Regions from separate parts of the Homo sapiens genome. Here region 1 is linked to region 2. The links are chromatin loops, found by intact Hi-C in ENCODE. Cell type or tissue: B cell. All regions are shown on one strand. Each heading gives the region's core, and the rest is flanking DNA. Links, peaks and the distances in the headings are about the cores only. Region 1 overlaps DPH5-DT (DPH5 divergent transcript). Region 2 has its middle 97 kb from the start of DPH5-DT.

What was found. Hi-C counts contacts between places; a loop is a spot of excess contacts. Peaks named below come from ENCODE experiments on the same cell type or tissue, not always from the same donor. Only the 100,000 strongest peaks of a DNase experiment are listed, where the experiment ranks them.
Region 1: it touches region 2 in a loop (2.9-fold over the local background); 7 of 110 quality-filtered maps call a loop at or near these places.

Annotation. Positions count from the first base shown.
Region 1 is chr1:101,070,835-101,073,763 of GRCh38, reverse strand. All of the region lies in intron 1 of DPH5-DT (DPH5 divergent transcript), which reads right to left. Among named protein-coding and RNA genes, the nearest start is that of DPH5-DT, 46 kb to the right of the region's middle. In B cell, for the core only: no CTCF peak of the experiment used is centred there; no DNase peak of the experiment used is centred there; H3K27ac peaks cover 393 bases.
Region 2 is chr1:101,121,355-101,124,283 of GRCh38, reverse strand. No RefSeq gene overlaps it. Among named protein-coding and RNA genes, the nearest start is that of DPH5-DT, 97 kb to the right of the region's middle. RefSeq lists a silencer at 1,504-1,553. In B cell, for the core only: no CTCF peak of the experiment used is centred there; a DNase peak (open chromatin) is centred at 1,443; H3K4me3 peaks cover 1,258 bases; H3K27ac peaks cover 1,166 bases.

The sequences.
Region 1 (2,929 bases), core at 189-2,688, 51 kb after region 2:
AACTTTGGAAATTTATCACAGCTATCTAAGAAGCTCAAGGTACCACTTCAAAGAATTATCAAGAATCACCTAGCATATTTCCAAAACCTGAAAAATCAACTTAGTTTACAAATTGTTAGACTATGAGTTTCTTCAAGACATGGACCACCTTTCTCCTCATGGTTTGCTGCTACCTTGCACAAATTAGGCACTGAGTATATGAAGGAGCATGGCAGACTGAAGTCCTACACCTACCAGAAGAAAGGCCACACACCCTTGTAGTCACATAGCTCCATCCTATTGGCCAAAAATCAATGGCCAGATGATCAAAAGCAGTGGTTCCCAACTGGGGATGATTTTACCCCCCAGGGATATTTGGCAATGTCTAGAGTCATTTTTGGATGTCAGAGATGTGCAGGGATGCTGTCATCTAGTAGGTAGAGGCCAGGGATACTGCCAAACATCCTACAGCACACAGGACAGCCCGCACAACAAAGAATTATCTGGCTGGAAATGTCAGCAGAGCTGAGGTTCAGAAACGCTGATCTAAGAGTTAATTGAATATTTGGCTGGGCACAGTGGCTTACGCCCGTAATCCCAGCACTTTGGTAGGCCAAGGCAGGTGGATCACTTGAGGTTAGCAGTTTGAGACCAGACTGGCCAACATGGTAAAACCCCATCTCTATTAAAAATACAAAAATTAGCTAGGCATGGTGGTACATGCCTGTAGTCCCACCTACTCAGGATGCTGAGGCATGAGAATCACTTGAACACAGGAGGCAGAGGTTGCAGTGAGCCGAGATCATGCCACTGCACTCCAGCCTGGGCGACAGAGTGGGACTCCATCTCAAAAATAAATAAATAAATAAAATAAAATAAAAATAAAATAAAAGTTAATTGAATATTCATGACGGCATCAGACAGTCATCCATAGCGGAACACGCTAAAATATACCTTGTTTAAGTTAAAAAAATTTCATTGCAAGATTCAGTACTCATCTTCCAAAACAGAAAAGCTGCTGGAATGAAAATGTGGAAGTAGAATGAAAAGCCTTCCATTTTCTCTCAACGAACACAATTTTTCATACATCTTCATGTTTATCACCACATGTGATATATTCAGGAACTGTGGAAGAACAGAAGTGATAATGATATGCTGATACATAAGGAGTCTCATGTCACCTAGAAAGTAGACTGACATTTGTTAATGAGACATTTAAAGAGGTCAAATATGGAAGGGCTAGATTTGTATTCAATATCTGGCATAAGAACAGTGAAACAGGAAAGGTAAAGGTAATAATGGTAAAGCAGGTAGTTAACATCTTTTATGTCCTCTCAGTCTGCCAGATACAATGCTACAACACCTTATGTGTATACTCATTTAAATGGTAAGATCTATCAATCTCAGAAGTTAAGTGTTTCAGAAAGAATATGATTTGATCATTTCTATAAAAATTGTACTATAACTTCCATTTTACAAGTCTCACTCCTCCACTAGACTGGGACCTTCTGGAACCTGCCCTCCAGAAGGTCCCAGTCTAGTGGAGTGGGACTCGTAAAACAGACTGAAAAAGTAGAAGTCCTAATGATGTCTTATTTATCATTAGGACTCATTCATCATTAGGACTCGTACTATACCACCAAATAGGCTTTTCATTAGAGATTAAGAGAATAAGAGTAACACTGTGCAACAAAACAAAAATCTAGGGGAAACCATCTAAAGTCCTCCAAATTCTAAGGAGAAGAGAGGTTATCATAAGTCTAGTCTGTGAGTTCTTCCATGAGCAAGATACTTCATTATCTCTGTATTCACAGTTACTAGTGAAGAGTCTAACACAGAGTAGACACTTAATAAGAATATTTTAAATTGAACTTGAGACTGTAAATATTTTCAAGTGTTTCCAAGAAAGGGAAATGTGATCCTCTCCTTTACATGGATCTTGACTCAGCAAATACAGTTACTTCTTTTTCTCATGTGTACTTGTTTACAACTCTTATGTGGTTCCTGCCATTTACTGTTCAGCTCTGATAACAACAATGAATGGCACTCAGACAAGGTCAAAGGGAGGCAACATTTTGCTTGAGCGATTTCTTCATTCAGCTATATATGTCAGTGTGGATGCAGAGTGGGTTACATAAGTAATGACAAATACTCCTTTCTTAATTCTAACACAGAGATCTACAGCTGCCCCATTAGATTGCTGCCTTATCTGGGGAGCTATCCTGTGGTGCTGCAGTGGATACTGTGGAAAAAGGAGGAAGCAAAGAAGTGGAAACAAGACAGATGTGCCAAGGCAGAAACTACACTCTAATTTTGAGTATATTATTTAGATACCACCATCAATCTATCCTCCTGATGTTTTATCAACGAAGACAAGACTTACATCTCTTCCCTTTTTTAGCCACTCAAAAAAGATCTCACTAAACTTCAAACTCAAGCATATTGGCATAATAACAGCAACTATTAAGAATTTGCTTCCTATTTTTTGACTTAGAAAAGATGTTTTCTTCATTATCTCCATGAACTAATATTTATGAAGTACTCTCATGTATTGTACATGCATATCTATCATATACTACTCTGAGAAAGTTAGAGAAGTTCCTGCCCTGTGGGGGTTTTTGTGTGTATTGTAGGGAATGAAGGAGAGTTAAAAAAAAAAAAAGGCCATATTCTCTCCCTCTCAAATGTCTTAATCAAAAATATTATAACCGGGCACAGTGGCAAGCGCCTGTAGTCCCAGCTACTTGGGAGGCTGAGGCTGGAGGATCGTTTGAGCCCAGGAGTTCAAGGCCAGCCTGGGCATCAGAGTGAGACCCTGTCTCTAAAATATTATATATACATCATATAGTCATATATATATATATATATAACTGTAACTTGACAATATCATAGATCTGACCAGACCAAATGATAAATATATACCTCAGAATATGGAGTGGGTGAGTAAACA
Region 2 (2,929 bases), core at 144-2,643:
ATCCAAAGGATTATAAAACATGCTACTATAAAGACACATGCACACGTATGTTTATTGTGGCACTATTCACAATAGTAAAGACTTGGAACCAACCCAAATGTCCATCAATGATAGACTGGATTAAGAAAATGTGGCACATATACACCATGGAATACTATGCAGCCGTAAAAAAGGATGAGTTCATGCCCTTTGTTGGGACATGGATGAAGCTGGAAACCATCATTCTGAGCAAACTATTGCAAGGACAAAAAACCAAATACCAAACTCCGCATGTTCTCACTCATAGGTGGGAATTGAACAAAGAGAACACATGGACACAAGAAGGGAAACATCACACACCGGGGCCTGTTGTGGGGTGGGGGGAGGGGGGAGGGATAGCATTAGGAGATATACTTAAAGTAAATGACGAGTTAATGGGTGCAGCACACCAGCATGGCACATGTATACATATGTAACAAACCTGCACGTTGTGCACATGTACCCTAAAACTTAAAGTATAATAAAAAAAAGTTCAAAATTTTTAATCTGTTTTCAGGATAGGATTAAAGTGTATGTTCTTCCTCATTTAGGTTTTTCCATACAGCTGTTGAGAGTAACATGTTGGAGTCAAAGTAATGAAGTATAGCTATACTTCATAACTGGGGTTGGGGGGGCGCATTTGAGTTAGAGAAGATACAATTAGCCCCAAGACGGAACACATCTAATGCATTCAGGACCTATGTGGAGTGATGCTCCAGTGAGGAGATGCTGAGATGACGCTGGGGAGGCAAGAGGGAAATGTGCAAAAACTCAGAGGTAAGAACATCACTTATTCAAGGAATTGAAGTTTCAGTAAATAAGAGGGTAAACGAGTGAGTCTGGTGTGTGGTATTTGTTGAGGGAGGTTGAGATCTTGGAGGGCCTTATAAGCCACATAAGGAAGAATGGACTTCATGACAGCAGCTGCAAATTATTGAAGAGTTTTACATGAGGGAGATTTGCAGTTTAGAAAAATCACTTTGCCACAAGGAGAATGAACTGGATGAGGCCAGAGTGGCTGCGGTCAGGAGGCTATTACAAAATTTCAGGTGAGATGCAATGGTGGCCTAATTTATGTTAGAGAGACAGGGAGAAAGAAAAGTGGATACACTCAAGAGATACTGAATAGGCATCATTTGCAGAGCGGTGAATATCTGGATGTGGGGAATGAAGGAGAAGAGAAAGGTAAAGCATCACTGTTATCCATGTTTTCGGGTGTGGGCGACATATGGTGTCAGGGTTCTACTCTGTCCCCTCCTTGATAATAATGGTCCCTGTGTCGTCTCACTTTTAGGGAAATAACACCAAGAGACGCAAACCTTGTTCAATGTAAGTTCCCTATTGCTTCTGCCAAAGTATAAAGCATAGATTCATAATTTTGTTAAAGTTATCAGAAAGTACATTCCTTTTAGCACAAACTGTAATATTCTATAAATTGAGTTACCATGTAGAGAAAAATACCTGTGATCGCCAATTCTGAGATTTGATTCTTGAAACCCTGAGCATTTTGAATTTCTCACACGCTGACCACTAGTATGAGCCACTCTTTCTGTTTAACAGGTATTTAAAAACGACTGTGGCTTACCACAGCCCTCAAAGGGTTTTTTTTCTATTATTACACCAAAGACTTTCCTCTGGTATGTTCAGAGCTACTTTTTAAAATGTAATATATTTTTTAATCCAGTTACCCTGAAGTGCTTGCTTTTAGTTTGTTAGTAATTCTGCTTCAGACAGGATGTACTTCATTTGAAAAGAAAAAGATAGTAAAGGAACATTCAAGAGTTTCTCTGAAACCATTTTAAGAAGCAATAAAGCTTCATTACTTTTTTCCTAAAAACACAGAATTGTTTTTAGTAAATACTATAAAGAAAATGTGCATAATTTTAAGAAAACAGTATTTTAGGATGTATTTGGTAATAACTGATTGTATTTGAAATTTTTTGTAGAGGAAGGAAAATAAGAGAATTGTATGTGAGTCTTTTGTTTGCCAATTTAGTTGTGGGAGACAGACAATGAAAATTCATTACAGTTAAATGTGCTGCTTATTTATCGTAGGAGGAATGATGATAGTGATGTTGAAAACAGAAAAAGGAAGTTTTTCTACAGCTTTACCTATGTATGTCATGCTTTCCAGTTTTTATTCAATTGTTTTTATAATGAAAATAGTATATGTTCCGTGCTCTCATTTAACTGATAGAAGTGGTTGATAGATAATAGATTAGCTGGGCCATTATTAATGTTTTTGTTACTTTAAGCACTTTTTTTGTGACTACTTTAAATGTGGCTTTGTTTTGTTTTTTCACTTTGGGAATACAAAGCAAAAACTTCAGCACATTTTACTTACACTGATAGCAAATATTTTGCTTTCAGAATCTTACTACATTTTATATTTAATGAGTTACACTGGAGTAGAAAATGTTACATTTGTTAAACATAACCCATAATTATCCCAAATTTTAAATATTAATACATCAAAGCTCTTTCTTTTTGTGGAAATGAAACCCTTCTAAGTGTACAGTGGATAGAACCAGGTTTACATCTATTATGTTACTTACATTTTCCATATCACTTGGCATTGTCTCCAGACAGTCTTACATGAGATAATTCCATGCGCCCTTAGAATATTTTTTATAAAGAAATACTGATACTCAAGATGATTTTCCTCATTTTAGCCCTAGCCTCTAGAGGATATGTTAAAGTGATTTATATTAATAACCATCCTTTTTTTAGATAGAAGACTTTATAACCTTTGATTTCTGTAATACACAAGGAGAGCCCTGCTATCTATCTACTTGTTAGGGAGACAACAGATGGGATTCTTTGCACTGAAAAGAAGGCTTAACTAGGTGACCTTTCCTAGGATTCATCAATAACAAGGAGATCATAAGGTCTTCATGTATTATTTTATTTA